Regions from separate parts of the Homo sapiens genome. Here region 1 is linked to region 2. Evidence: read pairs that join two places in POLR2A ChIA-PET (ENCODE). Cell type or tissue: HCT116. All regions are shown on one strand. Links, peaks and the distances in the headings refer to the core of each region. The heading gives the core; the rest is flanking DNA.

Region 1 (6,301 bases), core at 1,427-3,926, 1.4 Mb before region 2:
TATTAATTCCAACACTTTGGGAGGCCAACACTGGAGGAATGATGGAGGCCACGAGTTCAAGACCAGCCTGGGCAACATAGTGAGACCCCCCACCCTCCCCCACCGTCTCTATTAAAAAAAAAAATTCAATCAGCCAGGCAGCCAGACACGATGGCTCATGCCTGTAATCCCAGCACTTCGGGAGGCCAAGGTGAGTGGATCAACTGAGGACAGGAGTTCAAGCCCAGCCTGGCCAACATAGTGAAACCCCGTCTCTACTAAAATACAAAAATTAGCCGAGCATGATGACAGGCATCTGTAATCCCAGCTACTCAGGAGGCTGAGGCAGGAGAATTGCTTGAACCTGGGATGTGGAGGTTGCAGTGAGCTGAGATTGCACCACTGTACTCCAGCCTGGGCAACAGAGCCAGAATCCACCTCAAAACAAACAAACAAACAAAAAAGCTCTCTAAAATCAGCCAGGCTTGGTCACATGGGCCTGTAGTTCCAGTTACTCAGGAGGCTGAGGCAGGAGGATCACTTGAGGCCAGGAACTGGAGGCCGCAATCAGCTATGATCCTGCCGTTGCACTCCAGCCTAGGCAACAGAGCAAGACCGTGTCTCAAAAAATAAAAAATATCAGCTCAATTTAGGCAAGTGAGTTAACCTCTTGTATTGGTGTCCTATTTTGCTGTAACAAATTAGCTTAGATCTAGTGGCTTAAAACAACAGAAATTTATTCTCTCACAGACTGGAGGTCAGAAGTACAAAATGTGTCTCATGTAATCAAAATCAAGGTGTCAGCAGAGCAGTGCCCTGGTCAAGAGATGTCCGGGGTGAGTGATTTCCTTGTCGTTTTCCAGCAGGAGCTGCATTTCTTACGTTTCTTGGTTCTTGGCCATTTCTCCATCATCAAAGCCCGCAGCAAATACCTTCTGTCTCCCACCCTGTTTTCCTCTGCTTCTCTCCCATGACTTACTTTTCTTCTGTCTACAGTCAAATGTCCCTGTCCCTCCTTCCTCCAGGGGCACTTCTGATTACACTTAGGGCCCATCTGGATAATTAGGAAAATGTTCCTGATTAAGTTCCTTAACTTAATCATATCTGCAAAGACCCTTTTTTCCTTTAAGGTAACACCCATAGGCTCCAGGGCTTAGGACCTGGATATTTTCGGGGACCATCTCTCAGCCCACCACACCTCTCTAATCCTCAGTTTCCGTGTGTGTGTACGAAATAGGATATTTACAGATTCACCAATAATATAGATAATACTCTCAAAACAGTACCCACTGTAACACAAACACAATAAACTTGAGACGGGGAGAAACTCATTTAAAGTCTCCTGTTTTAGGCCGGGCGCCGTGGCTCATGCCTGTAATCCCAGGACTTTGGGAGGTGGAGGTGGGCAGATCGCTTGAGCTCAGGAGTTCAAGACCAGCCTGGAGAACATGGTGAAATGTTGTCTCTACAAAAAATACAAAAATTAGCCAGGCGTGGTAGTGCACGCCTGTCATCCCACCTGCTTGGGCAGCTGAGGTGGGAGGATGGCTTGAGCCCAGGAGGTGGAGGTTGCAGTGAGCTGAGATCTCACCACTGCACTCCAGCATGGACGATAAAGCCAGACGTTATCTCAAAAAAATAAAAAGTCTTCCCTTTGGACCTCAGTTTCTCTGCCTGGAAAACGGGGGAAGAGGGTTATTGGACTCAAGGGTTTACCAGCTCTTCCACTCCCCAGGGAGGCCCTGAGTGGAGAGGTCCTCTACATCTAAGAGGTGTCCAGGCCAGGATCTGAAAGCCACATCAGTGTGGCCTGTTAGGCGTCCCAGAAAGGGGAGGTTATGAGCGATGGCCCTTTCCCTACCATCAGCTCAGCCACCCCCCATCCCCCCCACCTCCCCAACCAGAGAAGGACCTTCCCAGCGGCCAGGCCAGAGGGCAGTCACTTCATCATGGCAGGTGGCAAGAGGATGAGGGAGCCCCAAACAGGTGCACACACACACACACACGCATGCATGCAGGCACACTCACACACATGCATGCATACACACACTCACACATGCACATATGCACACACACACACACAGGCACACAAACACGTGCGCGCACACACACATGCACACACATGCACACAAACACATGTGTGCGCACACACGCATGCACGTACACTCACACACATGCACACGCATGCACACACGCGCACACATGCACACACGCACACACACAGTGTCCCTGTATCTCTGTGTCTATTTTGTGTTCTCTGAAGGCAACTGTGTGTTGTTTTCTCTAACTCCTCTGTCAGTCTCTTATCTTCTCTCTCTCCCTGCTTGCCCATTTTTCTTTCTCCCTGTCCTTGTTCTTCGGTTGCTGTTTTCTGTCTCTCTCACTCCCCCCACACCCCCATCTCAGATTTCCCCTGAGCCAGTCTGTCTGTGGGTCTCTTCTCTCTCCCTCTCCCTCGTTTCCCCACCTCCATCTCTATCCCCAGCTCTCTCTCTCTCTCTCTGTCTCTCCCTCTCTTTGCCTCCTCCTCTATCACCCTCTCTGTCTCTGCCTGAAATTCTCCTCTCCACAGGCTGGGGAAGCCCCCGAAACCCATGGGCCTCACCCATGATCCCGCAGGCAGGCAAGAGCTGGGTGAGGCCCAGGTGAGTCACGAGGAGGAAGGAGCCGACATCCCTGCCGTGTTTCTGGAGAGTGTCCAGGTCCTGATCCCTGCATTTCCCTTCCCTTTACACGTCAGCAGAACCTTACAGGTGTGTGTGTGTGTCACTTGAGGGAGAGACAGAGAGAAAGAATCAGAAAGAGAAACAGAAACAATGACACAGAAAGAGAAAGAGAGCCATGGGGAGAGACAGAGAAAAGGGAGAAGCAGAGATAAAAAGACATGAAGAGAGAGACAAACAGATACAGAGATCGAGGTACAGAGAGAGAAAGTGATAGAGTTGGAGAGAGAGAGAGATAGGCATTGAGAGAGAGAAAGAGGGACAGAGACAAAGAAAACAACAAAACAGAGAGATAGAAAAAGACAAAGACACAGGGAGAGACAGAAATTTCAGGAGGCGAGGGCAGCCTTGGGCAGGGATGAGTGGGCTCTGAAATACCTCTCATTCGTTAAAGAGGAAATTGGCTGAGCATAGTGGCTCACACCTGTAATCCCACCACTTTGGGAGGCCAAGGCGGGAGGATCACTCGAACCCAGCAGTTCAAGACCAGCCTGGGGAACAGACCAAGGCTCCATCTCTACAAAAAACACGAAATATGAGAAAATAGCCAGGCATGGTGGTGCACACCCCTAGGTCCCAACTACTCAGGAGGCTGAAGTGGGAGTTTCGCTTGAGCCCAGGAGTTCAAGGCAGCAGTGAGCTATGATCATGCCTCTGTCTCAAAAAAAAAAAAAAAAAAAAAAAAAGGGAAATTGGGAAATTGTGGCTTAGAGAAGTGAGGTCATCCCACCAGGAAGTGGTAGCAGCACAGCACACAGCTCCGCATGACCCTCAAACCTGAGTTTTCTCTTCACTGAGAGATGCCCCCTACCCACCCCAGACCCATTTCATAGGTGGCAAAGCCGGGGATTGATGGAGTGAAGCCATCTGCCCAGGGTCACCCAGAAGCAAGTGGCTGAGCTGGGTCTCAAGCCTGCTTGGACCAACACCCCAACTGTCTATTTCCCCACCTCATGTACATTCCGATCTAGTTTAGTTTTCACACCAGCCCAAGAGGGATCCCCTTCTCCAGCTGAGAAAACTGAGGCTCAGAAAGAAGAATGTCATTGGCCCAGGGTGACCCAGCCAGGGAAGTGCCCACTTCAGCAGCTGACGCGTGATAACTGTTGACGTCAGACTCAATGACAGGCCTCCATCTCCCTTCCTACTCCAGGAAGAGGTGAATGTCCAGAGTTGCAACAATGATAATACTGGCAGCTATCGCTTTTATTGAGCACATACTATGTACCAGGCACTGTGGCAAGCATCTTAGGAGCATTCTTCTTTTTGTTTGTTTGTTTGTTTGTTTTAGATGGAGTCTAGCTCTGTCGCACAGGCTGGAGTGGAGTGGTGCGATCTCGGCTCACTGCAATCTCTGCCTCCCAGGTTCAAGCAATTCTCGTGCCTCAGCCTCCTGCGTAGCTGGGACTACAGGTGCATGCCACCACACCTAGCTAATTTTTTTGTATTTTTTAGTAGAGACAGGGTTTTGCCATGGTGGCCAGGCTGGTCTTGAACTCCTGACCTCAAGTGATCCACCTGCCTTGGTCTCCCAAAGCACTGGTATTATAGACATGAGCCACCATGCTCAGTCATTTTAGGTGGATTCTTTTACCTCCGCAGTACACCAGCCCTGGGAGGGTGATACTTGCTATCTCTACTTTCCAGATAAGGGGCTTGGGCACAGAGATAGATTAAGTAACCTGCTAGAGGTGACACAGCCAATATGTAGATGCAATTTAGATTTTCACAATCTGAGACCAGCTCCCACACTCTTAACCATTGGGCTATACTACCTCTTAGGAAATTCTCTGGGAGTTCTTTTTTTTTTTTTTTTCAGTCTCACTTTTGTTGCCCAGGCTCGAGTTCAGTAGCTCGATTTTGGCTCACTGCAGCCTCAAACCCCTGGGGCTCAAGTGATCCTCCCACCTCAACCAGAGAGTAGCTGAGACCACAAGTGTGCACCACGACACCTGGCTAATTTTTCTATTTTTCATAGAGACAAGGTCTCGCTATGTTGTCCAGGCTGTAATTTTATTTTTTTATAGATACAAGGTCTTACTATGTTGCCCAGGGTGGTCTCGAACCCCTGAGCTCAAGCAATCCTCCAGCCTTCGCCTCCCAAAGTGCTGAGATTATAGGCATGAACCACTGTGCTCACCATTGGGAGTTTTTTTGTTTTTTGTTTTCTAACCTTATCTTAAAATCATTAGCTTACAGCTTCAATGAGTTAGTAAGAATCACATAGTACAGGCTGGAAGCGGTAGCTCATGTCTGTAATTTCAGCAATTTGGGAGGCCAAGGTGGGTGGATCACCTGTAGTCAGGAGTTAGAGACCAGCCTGGCAGACATGGTGAAACCCCATCTCTACTAACAATACAAAAATTAGGGCCGGGTGCGGTGGCTCACCCCTGTAATCCCAGCACTTTGGGAGGCTGAGGCAGGTTGATCATCTGAAGTCAGGAGTTCGAGACCAGCCTAGCCGACATGGCGAAACCCCATCTCTACTAAGAATACAAAAATTAGGGCTGGGCGCAGTGGTTCAAGCCTGTAATCCCAGCATTTTGGGAGGCTGAGGCGGGTGGATCACCTGAAGTCAGGAGTTCAAGACCAGTCTGGCCAGCATGGTGAAACCCCATCTCTACTAAAAATGCAAAAAATTCGCCAGGCATGGTGGAGAATGCCTGTAATCTCAGCTACTCAGGAGGCTGAGGCAGGAGAACCTCTTGAACCTGGGAGGCAGAAGTTGCAGTGAGCCGAGACCGTGCCATTGCACTCCAGCCTGGGTAACAAGAAAGAAACTCCGACTCAAAAAAAAAAAAAAAATAGCCAGGCATGCATGAGAATCCCTTGAACCTGGGAGGTGGAAGTTGCAGTGAGCCGAGACCACGCCATTGCATCCAGCCTGGGAGACAAAGTGAGACTCTGTCTCAAAAACAACAACAACAACGACAACAAATCACATAGTATAATCATTATTACAGCAGTAGAAGTAGCTACCACTTACTCATCCCCTACGACTCTCTTCCTCTCCTAATCTGTTCCAGCCACACTGACATCTCTTCTGTTCCTAGAATCTCATCAGGCTTCCACCTCAAGGCCTTTGCACTGGTTGTTCCTGCTCCTTGGAAAGGTTCCCTGCCCATCTGCCCTACTTCTTCCCTCACTGCATTCAGCCTCTGCTTGAATGCCACTTGCTCAGGGAACCCCTCCTGGATCACCCACCTAAAACAGCTCACACCTCATTTGCACCCAGATACTTCCTTCAGCCTGCTTTGTTTTCTCCAGTTTGCTTATCCCTCTCAGACAGTGAAAGATTAGATAACACATATCTGCTCCCCACTGTCAACACAACAAAAGGTGGGAACTTTGCTTTGCGTCCTGCTGTGCCCCTAGCTCCTGGACCAGTGCCCAGCACAAAGTAGGTCCTTGGTAGATGTTAAAGGAATGTGTTGAGCCCTCCATTTCGGCCAGCAGCTATTCCAGGCATTGCACCTACATTAAATTGCTCTGTTTAGTTAGATGCATCCTAAGACGGGGAGACAATTTTATCTTTAGTATTTTATTTTACTTAAAAAAAAAAAAAACTTGGCCAGGTGCAGTGGCTCATGCCTGTAATC
Region 2 (6,301 bases), core at 2,555-5,054:
GGTGGGAGGATCACCTGAGCCTAAGGGTGTCAAGGCTGCTGTGAGCTGTGATCGCACCACTGCACTCCAGCCAGACAACAGAGTGAGACCCTGTCAAGAAGGAAAAAGAGGAAAGAAAGAAAGAGAGAGAGAGAGAGATCAGAGACGAGAGAGAGAGAGAGAGAGAGAGGGAGGGAGGGAGACAGAAGGAGAGGAGAGAGATAAATAAACCAATAAATAAATAAATAACTGTGGGTGTAATCAGCATAGAGATGGCATATCCACTGTGGGACTGGTGGAGGTTATCAAGGGAATGAGTCTAGACAGGAGAAAAGAGGGATCTGAGCCCTGGTGCCTTCAGCATCTTCAGTCAGGGAGATGAGAAAGAGTGATACTCTAAGGGGGTGACATTCTGTTTAGAGGTGGTCACACTGTGTATGGTGGCTATACCATATGAGATGAGTCATACTATTCATTTTTTAAATTTTTGTTTTGTTTTGATAGAGAACACTGCAACAGGGTTTTGCAGAGGGGGAGAGATTGGACTCAATCCCCCGCATCACACTATCTTTTTTTCTTAAGAAACAGGGTTAGGCCGGGTGCAGTGGCTCACGCCTGTAATCCCAGCACTTTTGGAGGCTGAGGCAGGCGGATCACGAGGTCAGGAGATCGAGACCATCCTAGCTAACATGGTGAAAGCCCATCTCTACAAAAAATACAAAAAATTAGCTGGGCGTGGTGGCGGGCCTCTGTAGTCCCAGCTACTTGGGAGGCTGAGGCAGGAGAATGGCGTGAACCCGGGAGGCTGAGTTGCAGTGAGCTGAGATTGCGCCACTGCACTCCAGCCTGGGCGACATGGTGAGACTCCGTCTCAAAAAAAAAAAAAGAAAGAAAGAAACAGGGCTCGGTGGCTCACGCCTGTAATCCCAGCACTTTGGGAGGCTGAGGCAGATCACGAGGTCAGGAGTTCAAGACCAGCCTGTCCAACATGTTGAAACCCCATCTCTACTAAAAATACAAAAATTAGCCGGGCATGGTGGTGGGCACCTGTAATCCCAGCTACTTGGGAGGCTGAGGCAGAAGAATAGGTTGAACCCGGGAGGCGGTGGTTGCAGTGAGCCAAGATTGTGCCACTGCACTCCAGCCTGGGTAATAGAGAAAGACTCTGTCTCGGGGGGGAAGAAAACAGGGTTTTCAGCCAGGCGTGGTGGCGGGTACTTGTAATCGCAGCTACTTGGGAGGCTGAGGCAGAATTGCTTGAACCCAAGAGGTGGAGGTGACAGTGAGCCGAGATCGTGCCAACGCACTCCAGCCTGGGTGACGAAGCGAAATTCCACCTCAAAAAAAAAATAATAAATAAAAAATAAAAAAGCTGGGTGTGGTGGCTCAGGCCTGTAATCTCAGCACTTCAGGAGGCCAAAGAGGGTGGTTACCTGAGGTCAGGAGTTTGAGACCAGCGTGGCAACATGGTGAAACCCTGCCTCTACTAAAAATACAAAAACAAATTAGCTGGGCATGGTGGCGTGCGCCTGTAATCCTAGCTACTCGGGAGTCTGAGGCAGGAGAATCACTTGAACCCAATCTCAGCTCACTGCAACATCTGTCTCCTGGGTTCAATCGATTCTCCTGCCTCAGCCTTCTGAGTAGCTGGGGTTACAGGCACCCGACACCATGTCCAGCTAATTTTTGTAGTTTTAGTAGAGACAGGGTTTCACCATGTTGGCCAGGCTGGACTTGAACTCCTGACCTCAGGTGATCCACCTGCCCACCTCAGCCTCCCAAAGTGCTGGGATTACGGGCATGAGCCACCGCACCTGGCCAATATTTCACCATCTCTACCATCTCTGGGGGTGGGTATCAGTGTTGATAAAGCAATTGGAGTCACATAGGCCACTGAAAGATTACAATATCCATGGACACGTTTGCACAAACCACCAAACTTAAGAGGCCCAGACGACATTTTCACGAGGGACTTTCACTCTCCGCGGATCGTTCAGATTCTCCCACGAGGCATGCCGATCATCCGTGATTGTGTTTCATAGAAACACTGAGTTTGAGCCAACCATCTGGGTCAGAGTGGGATTATGACATTAATACACAATTTCACACTGTCAGTGCAGTGTGCTTTATTTTTTTAAATTTTATTTTTAAGAAAAAATGTCCCTTAACACCTAGGTGATGGGTTGATAGGTGCAGTAAACCACCATGACACACGTTTACCTATGTAACAAACCTGTACGTCCTGCACATGTATCCCAGAACTTAAAATAAAAATTAAAAAAAAAAAAAAGAAGAAAAAGAAAACATAAGCCTGGGCTGCCCTTTGGACACCACGGACACAGATCTGCCAGTAAGAACCATCCTCCCGGCCAGGCTTGGTGGCTCACGCCTGTAATCCCAGCTCTTTGGGAGGCCGAGGTGGGCGGATCACCTGAGGTCAGGAGTTCGAGACCAGCCTGGCCAACATGGAGAAACCCCATCTCTACTAAAAACACAAAATTAGCCGGGCGTGGTGGCGCAAGCCTGTAATCTAGGCTACTCGGGAGGCTGAGGCAGGAGAATTGCTTGAACCTGGGAGGAAGAGGTTGCAGTGAGCTGAGATCCTGCCACTGCACTGCATCCTGGGTGACACAGGGAGACTCCATCTCAAATAAATAAAAAAAAAAATAAATAAATTTTTTGTAGAGAGAGTCTCACTCTGTTGCCCAGGCTGGTCTTGAACTCCTGGCCTCTTGAAATTCTCCTGCTTCGGCCTCCCAAAGTGCTGGGATTACATGTGTCAGACACAAACTGCAGCCAGCCTGTTTATTGCTGTTTACTCTAACTGTTGTTACAGTTGGAGTCTGTAGGGTAGAGTGCTCTTGTTATCCATGGGGCATAGAGTTCACTCTGCTAATAATTATTAACAGTATTTATTGCATACTTACTTTGCATCTCTGATTTTTCTTTTTTTCTTTTTTTTTTTTTTTTAAGACGGAGTATCGCCCTGTCACTCAGGCTGGAGTGCAATGGCATGATCTCGGCTCACTGCAACCTCCGCCTCCCGGGTTCAAATGATTCTCCTGCCTTAGCCTCCTGAGTAGCTAGGATTACAGGCGCCAGCCACCACGCCCAGCTAATTTTTGTATTTTTAATAGAGACGGGTTTTCACCATGTTGGCCAGGATGGTCTGGAACTCCTGACCTCAGGTGATCCACCTGCCTCGGCCTCACAAAGTGCTGGGATTACAGGTGTGAGCCACCTCGCCTGGCCACATCTCTGATTTTTCACAATAACTTGATCATGTAGGATCTATTAACACCTCCATTTTACAAATGAGGAAAATTGAGGCTCAAAGAGGTGAACTTGGCCAGGCGCAGTGGCTCACGCCTGTAATCCCAGCACTTTGGGAGGCCAAGGAGGGCGGATCACGAGGTCAGGAGATCGAGACCATTCTGGCTAACACGGTGAAATCCCGTCTCTACTAAAAATACACAAAATTAGCTGGGCGTGATGGCGGGTGCCTGTAGTCCCAGCTACTCGGGAGGCTGAGGCAGGAGAATGGCGTGAACCCGGGAGGCGGAGCTTACAGTGAGCCGAGATAGCGCCACTGCAGTCTGGCCTGGGCGAAAGAGCGAGACTCCATCTCAAAAAAAAAAAAAAAAAAAAAGAGGTGAACTTCGCTAGGCAGGGTGACTCACACCTGTAATTCCAGCACTCTGGGAGGCCAAGGTGGGCGGATCGTTTGAGCCCAGGAGTTGGAGACTATCCTGGTCAACACAGAGAGACCCCAACTCCACTAAAAATAAAAAAAAATTAGCTGGGTTGGCTGGGCATGGTGGCTCACGCCTGTAATCCCAGCACTTTGGGATGCTGAGGCGGGTGGATCATCTGAGGTCAGGAGTTCAAAACCAGCCTGACCAACATGGAAAAACCCCGTCTCTACTAAAAATACAAATTAGCTGGGCGTGGTGGCGCATGCCTGTAATCCTAGCTACTCGGGAGGCTGAGGCAGGAGAATTGCTTGAACCCAGGAGACGGAGGTTGCGATGTGCCAAGATGGTGTCACTGCACTCCAGCCTGGGCAAGGAGAGCAAAACTGCGTCTCAAAAAAAAAAAAAAAAAAAAAAAGCTGGGCATGGTGGTGGGCGCTTGTAATTCCAGCTACTCAGGAGGCTGAGACAGGAAAATTGCTTGAACCAGGGAGGCAGAGGTTGCAGTGGGCCAAGATCGTGCCATTGCACTTACAGCCTGGGTGACAAGAGCAAAATTCCATCTCAAAAAAAAAAAAAAGTAACTGGGCATGGTGGCATGTGTCTGTAGTCCCAGCTACTCAGGAGGCTGAAGTGGGAGAATTGCTTGAGGCAGGGAAGTCGAGGCTGTAGTGAGCCATTATTGTGCCACTGCAATCCAGCCTGGGCAACACAGTGAGACCCCCATCTCAAAAAAAAAAAAAAAAAAAAAAAGAGGTGAACTGAGTTCACTTGCCTTGTCAGAGACAAGAAGTAGCAAAGGTTGGGTGTAACAGCCAGGTGTGGTGGCTCACACATGTAATCCCAGCACTTTGGGAGGCTGAGGCTGGCGGATCACGAGGTCAGAAGATTGAGACCATCCTGGCTAACACGGTGAAACCCTGTCTCTACTAAAAATACAAAAGATTAGCCGGGCGTGGTGGGGGGCGCCTGTAGTCCCAGCTACTCAGTAGGCTGAGGCAGGAGAATGGCGTGAACCCGGGAGGCGGAGCTTGCAGTGAGCCGAGATGGGGCCACTGCACTCCACCCTGGACGACAGAGTGAGACTCCGTCTCAAAAAAAAAAAAAAAAGGTTGGGTGTAACTCATCTCTGTCTTGCTGGTGGGAGGGTAGGGGTCACTGGGTTTGTTACTGATGTGTTATCTTTTTGTTTGTTTGTTTGTTTTGAAACTGAGTTTCGCTCTTGTTGCCCAGGCTGGAGTGCAATGGCGCGATCTCAGCTCACCGCAACCAACCCCCTCCCGGGTTCAAGCGATTCTACCTTAGCCTCCCGAGCAGCTGGGATTACAGACATGCACCACCAAGCCCGGCTAATTTTTTGTATTTTTAGTAGGGACGGGGTTTCTCCATGTTGGTCAGGCTGGTCTCGAACTACAGACCTCAGGTGATCCACCTGCCTCGGCCTCCCAAAGTGCTGGGATTACAGGCGTGAGCTACCGCGCCCAGCCTTTTTATTTATTTATTTTTAGACGGAGTTTTGCTGTTACCCAGGGTGGAGTGCAGCGGAGCGATCTCGGCTCACTACAGCCTCCGCCTCCTGGATTCAAGCGATCCTCCTGGGTTCAAGCGATTCTCCTGCCTCAGCCTCCTGAGTAGCCGGGATTACAGGTGCGCCACCACGCCTGGCAAATTTCTGTACTTTTAGTAGAGATGGGGTTTCACCATGTTGGCCAGGCTGGTCTGGAACTTCTGACCTGAAGTGATCTCCCGCCTCGGCTCCCAAAGTGCTAGGTTTACAGGCGTGCGCCACTGCGCCGGGCCCTGATGTAGTATCTTTGAAAATCTGCATTTTTTTTTTTTTGGAGGGGGTAGTAAAAGAGGTAATAAAGCATAATGGTAAAGGGTAAATGTGGTGGTTTGGAATTGGTTAGATCTGGGTTCGAATCTTAGTTCCAATACTTCCTGGCTGTAAGATTTAGTGGACTGATTTTCCCTCAGAGAGCATCACTTTCTTTATCTGTAAATGGGGATAACAGCAGTAATTCCCCTCGTTGGGATTTTGTGAGGATTAAATGAGAAGATGCCCCTGACAATGCTTGGCCCGGTGCCTGGCACATCATGAACACTCGGAATTCGGGAGCTGTTATTCGAACAATGAAGATGATTATTATTGCTGGACCACACCGCTCCCAGAGGGTTACAATATCCGTGGGGGAGCTGTACTGTCCGTAGGCAAGGTTACATAATTCCCGGGGGTTGTGGGGGAAAGCTTCCCTGGAGCCCTTGGTCTCCCCAAGGAGGAGGCCTGAGACTTTTTTTTTTAGGCACTGGTGAGGAGCCTGTCTAAGGTGGACTAGGTACCCCGCAAGCGAGGAGGCTGGGATTGAAGCCCTGGGTACCGGGAGCCTGAGCTCCGCAGGCCTTCCCTATCTGTGACTTTTCTGTCTCCCCGCCCATCTTCTGGATTCGTCCCCCACCCAGCCCCCCCAACTCCCGCCCGCCACCCATACGCCCCTCCTTCGGAACCTCAGAGTCTTTTTTGAGACTCTGTTTCCAGGCTATGCCTGTGAATATTGCTTCTATTTGGCCTCTACCCTGCTGCCGGCTCCTGGGCTCCATCAGATCTGCGCTGTGATTTCCTGTTTCCCAGA

The links. ChIA-PET counts read pairs that join two places held together with the same protein. Peaks named below come from ENCODE experiments on the same cell type or tissue, not always from the same donor. Only the 100,000 strongest peaks of a DNase experiment are listed, where the experiment ranks them.
Region 1: POLR2A ChIA-PET joins it to region 2 with 7 read pairs; 2 of 35 experiments call an interaction of 5 or more read pairs at or near these places.

What each region holds. Positions count from the first base shown.
Region 1 is chr19:43,671,940-43,678,240 of GRCh38, reverse strand. All of the region lies in intron 2 of LOC124904724 (a long non-coding RNA gene), which reads right to left. Among named protein-coding and RNA genes, the nearest start is that of PLAUR, 4.9 kb to the right of the region's middle. RefSeq lists an enhancer at 2,708-2,807. In HCT116, for the core only: no CTCF peak of the experiment used is centred there; a DNase peak (open chromatin) is centred at 2,670; H3K4me3 peaks cover 1,346 bases; H3K27ac peaks cover 1,873 bases.
Region 2 is chr19:42,256,089-42,262,389 of GRCh38, reverse strand. No RefSeq gene overlaps it. Among named protein-coding and RNA genes, the nearest start is that of ERF, 4.1 kb to the right of the region's middle. RefSeq lists a silencer at 3,577-3,777 and enhancers at 3,596-4,416, 4,417-5,238, 6,034-6,301. In HCT116, for the core only: no CTCF peak of the experiment used is centred there; a DNase peak (open chromatin) is centred at 3,670; H3K4me3 peaks cover 691 bases; H3K27ac peaks cover 2,194 bases.